Linked DNA regions of Mus musculus: region 2 is linked to region 1. The links are chromatin contacts, found by POLR2A ChIA-PET in ENCODE. All regions are on one chromosome and are shown on one strand. The core of a region is the stretch at or near the end of the contact, and the rest is flanking DNA. Distances in the headings are between cores, read along the strand shown. Region 1 holds the start of Klhl30 (kelch-like 30). Region 2 holds the start of Hes6 (hairy and enhancer of split 6).

What was found. ChIA-PET counts read pairs that join two places held with the same protein, here RNA polymerase II (POLR2A).
Region 2: POLR2A ChIA-PET joins it to region 1 with 11 read pairs in Patski. The contact joins the promoter of Hes6 here to the promoter of Klhl30 in region 1. POLR2A ChIA-PET finds 5 or more read pairs at or near these places in 3 of 5 experiments (Patski and embryonic stem cell).

What each region holds. Positions count from the first base shown.
Region 1 is chr1:91,349,490-91,352,794 of GRCm38, reverse strand. It overlaps Klhl30 (kelch-like 30), which reads right to left and starts at 1,722. Exons shown (of 8, transcript NM_027551.2): 1 at 1,660-1,722.
Region 2 is chr1:91,411,860-91,415,069 of GRCm38, reverse strand. It overlaps Hes6 (hairy and enhancer of split 6), which reads left to right and starts at 1,848. Exons shown (of 4, transcript NM_019479.3): 1 at 1,848-2,013; 2 at 2,091-2,177; 3 at 2,268-2,349; 4 at 2,588-3,210. The coding sequence starts at 1,933. The coding sequence ends at 3,012.

The sequences.
Region 1 (3,305 bases), core at 473-2,972:
GAACCTCCCTGCTCTAAGAGCCCAAGAGGCATCTCCCTCCCAGGGGCCATGTTGCTGGGCTAGCCACTGGTTTTACTCTACCCCGTTGGTTTTTACTGCCTGTCTGCATGAACTTGCTGGGTGATTGGGTTGACTCTGGTTCAGTCACCCTTGGGGCAGCGCCTATGCACAGGTTCCCAGACCTCTTCCTGTGTTCACACTTGGCCTTGCCACCACTCTGCCAACTGAGTGCTGGTATTTTACAGAGAACCTGATCCACAGAGTTTGAGTCATCAACCCAAGCCCACAGAGCTAAGAAGCAGATGTTGAGGGGCGGGGAGGGGGTTGGGGGTGGCAACTGAATTCAGAGCCTGGCTTGCAACCATAGAACTCAAAATATAACCACAGCAGCTTCCCATCCTGTTGAGTGCACAGCCTGTCAGCAGATTCCACTTCTAGACCTAACCTTAAGAATGTCTGGTATTTTGCCCTAAGAAAACTGCCAAAGATAACAGTCACTGGTCACAGTGGGGCACACCTACAATCCCAAAGCTGAGGCAGGAGGCTTACCAGTAAGTTCAAGGTCTGCTTGGGTTACAGAGTGAGACCTTATAAAAGAAAAAAAAAAATTTTTTTTTCTTTTTTAGAAAGAAGGCTCAGCGGTTAAGAGCACTGACTGCTCTTCCAGAGGTCATGAGTTCAAATCCCAGCAACTACATGGTGGCTCACAATCATCCATAATGAGAAACAAATAAAGAACCTATGGGCTGGAGAGGGGGGGGGCGGGACCGGAGTAAGAGGGTGAAAGGGAAGGGGGTGGGGGTGGGGGAAAAAAAAGGGAATTAAGGGAAGAAAAAGCATGAAGGGGGAGGGGGAGGGACAACGCTAAGGAGAGATGGGAGGGTATACACAGAGTCCCTCACAGCTGAAAGCCGCACAGTGGTAGTGTATTGCCCTCCCAGGGGTCCCTCACACAGTCACCAGTGATAGAGGATTAGCAAGACTGGTGGATTCCTAGAACACAGGGACATCAAAGGATGAGCACTATCCAGTGAACTGGCAAACCACAGGGCCTGCGGCTTGGGGCTGGTTGGGCACTTGAGACCCACACCCCCATCCCCATGCCCTCTCCTTCCTACAGCACAGGGACCTACCTAAGCATCTACTCAGGAGGATGTTCAAGGAGCAGCCTTGGCTTAGGCCTACAAAGGGAAGCTCAGGACCCTCAAAGCCACCAGGAATCCATTCTGTCTAACCTCTTAGGGAGGCCTCTGGTTGGGGTTATAGTATTTTAGCTGAGGCATGTGCAGGAAGGGCTGTGCCCAAGGCAACACCCACAGGCCTTGCATTCCGGTCACTGCTGGACTCTTTGGCTCATAGCTACAATGGTTCAACCAGGCCTGTGCATGCTGCACGTCTCCAAGGGACCTCAGAGACACCTTCAGACACCTGCTGCCCTGTAGCCCCACGGAGGCTGGAGGGTAAAGTGGGAGTTCAGAGTCTTACCAGGGCATGCTCATGCCAATAGCTTTAATTCAGCCCTGCTAATGCAGCTCTGACTGCATTCCTGAAGTCCGACTTCTCTCTCTGAGCCCACCCAGCTCCCAGGAGCCCCTTGCCTGTAGACGGCTCTGCTAAGCTTAGCCAGAACTCACCTCCTTATAGAACCCCTGGTCTTACCTGTTAGTAGACTCCCTTAGGGCTCCTTGCTGAGACCATAGACCAAAGGGCAGGACTTAGGCTGAAGTGTGGGCCACAAAGGAGACCTGCTGGGCTGGGCTAGGCTGGGCTGGGCAGACCACGTGGGAACTTAGGGGTATTTTTAGCTTCTGTATGGGTGAAAGGGGGGGAGGAGTGAGGTCACAGCTCTTCGAAGACTGTCTCCTTTGAAAAGCTACACTGTCTCTATCACACAGGAGGTCTCTGGGTTACAGTAGGGGCAGTAGGGAACTTGGACAAGTTGGTGCTTTGATTCATCCCGGGCAGTTAGGCTGAGGTGGGGGAGCCGAGAATGTAAGACAGACACATGCAGGGTGGAGACAGCAGGAGTCTGTACTGGGGTCTGTCGGGCCATAGAAGGTTGCTCAGGACCTTCTTGTACTGCTTCATGCTGAACTGACAGGGACCCAGATAGCCATGGTCCCTCTGTGGAATGGGACAACATGGCGCCTGAGAGGGTGATGTCTCTTGGGCTCTTGGAGCAGGGAGGTTCCCTAACTGTTGTGGGACATATCTAGAGCTAGCTCTGCACTTGCTCTGGGCTTGCACTTAACAGCTTGCACTTGTTGCTTACTTATCTTGAGTAAGCACAGGTTGGTCAGCCTAGTCTCAAAGCTTGGGGTCCATGGTGAAAGTGGGTGAGACTTCAGGGGTAAAGGCTGTGCTCAGGGCATGGACAGGCTCCCTGACACCTGGGTGTGCAGGTGGGAGAGCCTGGGGTTCTCTCTACATAACAAACAAAGCCTTGGCCTTGGGCTGCCCTGGTGTTTCCCTCCTTCCTGGGTGCTCCAGGCAGCGGAGAAATAGGGTCATCTAAAAATAAAGCAGCTGAAGTTTGTAATCTTCCATGCAGTGTGTGGTTCATGGGGACACACTTCACAGACAGAGTCTAGGTTACTGATGCCACCCAACGTCAGGTTGTGCCAGGGAACTGAGGAGGGCGAGAGCCAAGCTTCCCAGGTAAGGGGGATCTTAGTCAGTTTCTATTCCTGCACAAAACATGACCAGGAAGCAAGTTGGGGAGGAAAGGGTTTCTACCTTCACCAATGACCTTCCGTGGCCTCTCACAGTGCCGAGCTCAGCTGCTCTTCATGACCCCTTCATGCCTCCAAAACCAGTACCAACTGGATGACTCTTACACATTACCAAGTCCAGCCACAGCCCAAGGTACAACCTTGGCTATCTCTGGAACACAGCCTCTGTACTCTCAGAAAACACTTCCCAGAAGATGTCACCTCAATGATGCTCTTAATCTCTTCTTAATCACCGCTAATTTCTTAGCTCCAGGTAACCAGCATCAATTGTCCCAGTAATACAAAGGTTTCACTTTACTAGTTCTGGTATCTTGTTAATCACAGCTGATTCTTCAGTCCCAGCTAACCAGAACTACAGAATCTTCCCAATCAAAACAGCAATGGCCCTGATAAGAGTCTTTAATCTTCCCTCTGAAATTTCACAAGCAAGGCCTCCATCTTCTGCACTGTTCTCAACATTATCTTCCAAGCGCCTTCAGAACACCCCACAGAGCTCTTAACACCGAATGGATCTTCTAGCCCAAAATTCCAAAGTCCTTCCACAGTCCTCCCGAAACATGGTCAGGTTGTCAT
Region 2 (3,210 bases), core at 599-3,098, 62 kb before region 1:
AAGGAAATTCTTGGGGTCTCCTGGGCAGATTGCCCACAAAGCCCTTGGAAGTCTGCAGGCCTACAGCTGCCTTTGTCCCTCTGGGGATTTACAGCCTGTTAATTTCTGCTGCTAACTAGTCACCCTGTGGCCATCATGGCCTTGCCTAGCCTCTGGGGTTCTCTGTTCCTGCCTGGGGGGGGGGGGGGGGATTAAAAGGCCCTACTACTAAGGAAATCTGCATGCAGGCAAACTTTGAAGGTAGGGTATGGTTCAGGGGACAAATGGCAGGAACTAGTAGTTTAACTGAGGGAGGTGAACAGGAGAAGGGTTTCCTGAGCCTGAGATGGGGTGAGTAGTCACGCTGCTGGGACCAATGGAGTCTAAGCCACTTGGCTAATGGAGTCACTAAAATAAAATAAATTGATGCCTGCTTGTACTTTCCCTTCCTCAAAGGTCTTCCAGCCAGGCTGACTGAAGCACCAGTTACCAAGACCTCAACGGTGCCCAGGCAGGCAGCCACTGAAGTGCTTAGTGGTGTCCAGGCCTAAGGATGGAGTATGTAAAGGCTGATTAGGAGCTGGCTCCTTGTCCTGGCTCTAAAGCAGCAGCCGAAATCCAAGAACGCTGGAGCAGAGCCAGGGGTTCCGAGGGGGCGCGCGCGCGCGCACACACACACACACACACACACACACACACACACACACCCCTCCCGCGGCGAGGCAGGGCCGGCAGATGGACCGCCGACGACGCGGGGCTTGGGCGTCTGGCCGACACAGGCGTGCCTGTTGCAGCCTGCAGGACAAAGCCAGCTAGACAAAGGCGCGGCCAACACCTGTCGCTCCTGGCCGGCCTGCCGCTTTTCTCTGCGGAAGCGGCTGCAGCTGCCAACTGTCACGGGCATCAAGTTACTGGGGCCAGACAGCAGCCTCGGCCTGCAGGAACCAAGAATAGAAGGGGGAGGAGCTGAGAGGGACTGGGGGTAGTGGGGATGGGGGACTCTAAGGGGACTCGCGGGGAAGGGAGGTGAGCGTGGAGAGGGGTTGGGGAACAGGGATGTGTGAGACCACCGCAAAGAGGATGCGGAGGAACTAGAGGGAAATGAGAGGCGCTTAGGCGGGTACGGGGTGATGAACAAGGAAGGAGAAGCTTGACTGGGGGCAGTTGGGGTGGGGTTAAAATAGACAAGGTAGTGGTTGGGTAAGTGACTTAGAGCACAGAGAAATAGAGATTTAGTAAGAACGACCGCGGACCTTGGAGTAAGAAGGTTATAGGTGTCTTAATGGGTCCAAAAGGACACACAAGGGTCCTGTTCCTGCTGCTAAATTGGCTCGTACTTTCCCCGGACTTTGCACTCTCGCCACCGGTGACCCGAAGCCCCTTCCAGGTCCCGAGGTCACGGACTTGACTTTGGCACTGCCCTGTCTGAAGTCAGCTCTGGGACTGGAGCGCTATTCTCGAGAGCACTTTTGGTGAACCAAGGGAAGCAAATGCCCTGTAGGAATGGATGGGTGAAGAGGTGGGTGGAAGGGCGGCATGGATAGATATACGGACCGAAGGATGTATAGCTAAGTCCGAGCTTACAGGCAGGCAGGTCTGGCCTCATAACTCAGCGAAAGGAAGTACAAGCACACCAGCAAGAGAGAAGCCGGAGGTCACTGCCCAGGAGTCCTGCCCGGCCTAAGTGGCAGGAGGTCTGGCTGTGGGCTCCGCCCCGCCAGCTGCCAGAGACCCGCGGGGCCTGACAAAGCGCGCCGCTCTCATTGGCTACAGGCTGCCTCACGGCTGGCCTCTCCGACCACGCACAGCCAATCGGTGCATTGACATGTAAATAAGTTGCTATAAAATGGGCGGGGTCCCGCGGGCCGGAAGACTCCGGAGAGCTAGTGGGGCCTCCGGGCTGCGACCCACCTCGCTGAGTAGTTTGCACTAGGGCGCCGGGCTCCGTAGACCATGGCTCCGTCCCAGGCGCCCAGCCGGGACCGTGCAGGCCAGGAGGATGAGGACCGCTGGGAAGCACGGGGGGACCGCAAGGTGCGGACAGGGGCTACGGGTGGATGGGCTTGGGGGAGGTTGCGCGGGCCAGGGGGCTCAGTAGCCGCTTCCCACAGGCCCGGAAGCCCCTGGTGGAGAAGAAGCGACGCGCACGGATCAACGAGAGTCTTCAGGAGCTGCGGCTGCTGCTGGCCGGTACCGAGGTGCGACGGGAAAGGTGCAGGGGGGAGGGGGACCTTCAGGGTGCACCCCGAAGCGCACGGCCGGACTCAACTCCCTTCCCCTCTGCGCAGGTGCAGGCCAAGCTAGAGAACGCCGAGGTTCTGGAGCTGACCGTGAGGCGCGTGCAGGGCGCGCTGCGAGGCCGGGCGCGCGGTGAGTGGCGGCGGGGATCGAGGGCGGGGGCGCTGACCGGGCACGCCTGCCACCCAACAGCGGGACACGTCGGCTCCCGGAGCCCCGGTCCTATCCATGGCAAGGGCTTCCCCCAGAACGGGACACGCTACTGTGTCTCCTGGGTGAGCCCCGAACCCGCGGAGCGGATCGTCCGAGCCACGATAGTCACTGCTCACGGTGCGGGACGCTGCTCTCTTCTTCCCACCCTCCTGCACAGAGCGGGAGCAGCTGCAGGCTGAAGCAAGCGAGCGCTTCGCTGCTGGCTACATCCAGTGCATGCATGAGGTGCACACGTTCGTGTCCACGTGCCAAGCCATCGATGCCACTGTCTCAGCTGAACTCCTGAACCACCTGCTAGAATCCATGCCGCTGCGTGAGGGTAGCAGCTTTCAGGATCTGCTGGGGGACTCCCTAGCTGGGCTGCCTGGAGGCTCTGGGAGGAGCAGCTGGCCTCCAGGAGGGTCCCCAGAATCCCCATTGTCCAGTCCCCCAGGTCCCGGGGACGACCTGTGTTCTGACCTAGAGGAGATCCCAGAGGCTGAACTAAACCGGGTGCCTGCTGAGGGGCCGGATTTGGTGTCTACATCCTTAGGCAGCCTGACTGCAGCTCGCCGGGCTCAGAGTGTGTGGAGGCCTTGGTGACCAACACTTACCAGGGACCTGTGAATGGTGGCTGCCATCCTTAAGTTTGCTTCCTCCCTGGGTATCAGATAAGGTGGAGACAGCTCAGGATGCCCCCCAGGTATGCCCTCCCCACTCTCCAACAGATGACTTGAATGACAACCCTAATGGCCAGGCCCTGCAGGTCCCTAGCACTATTTTTTCGTGGACCCTAGAGCT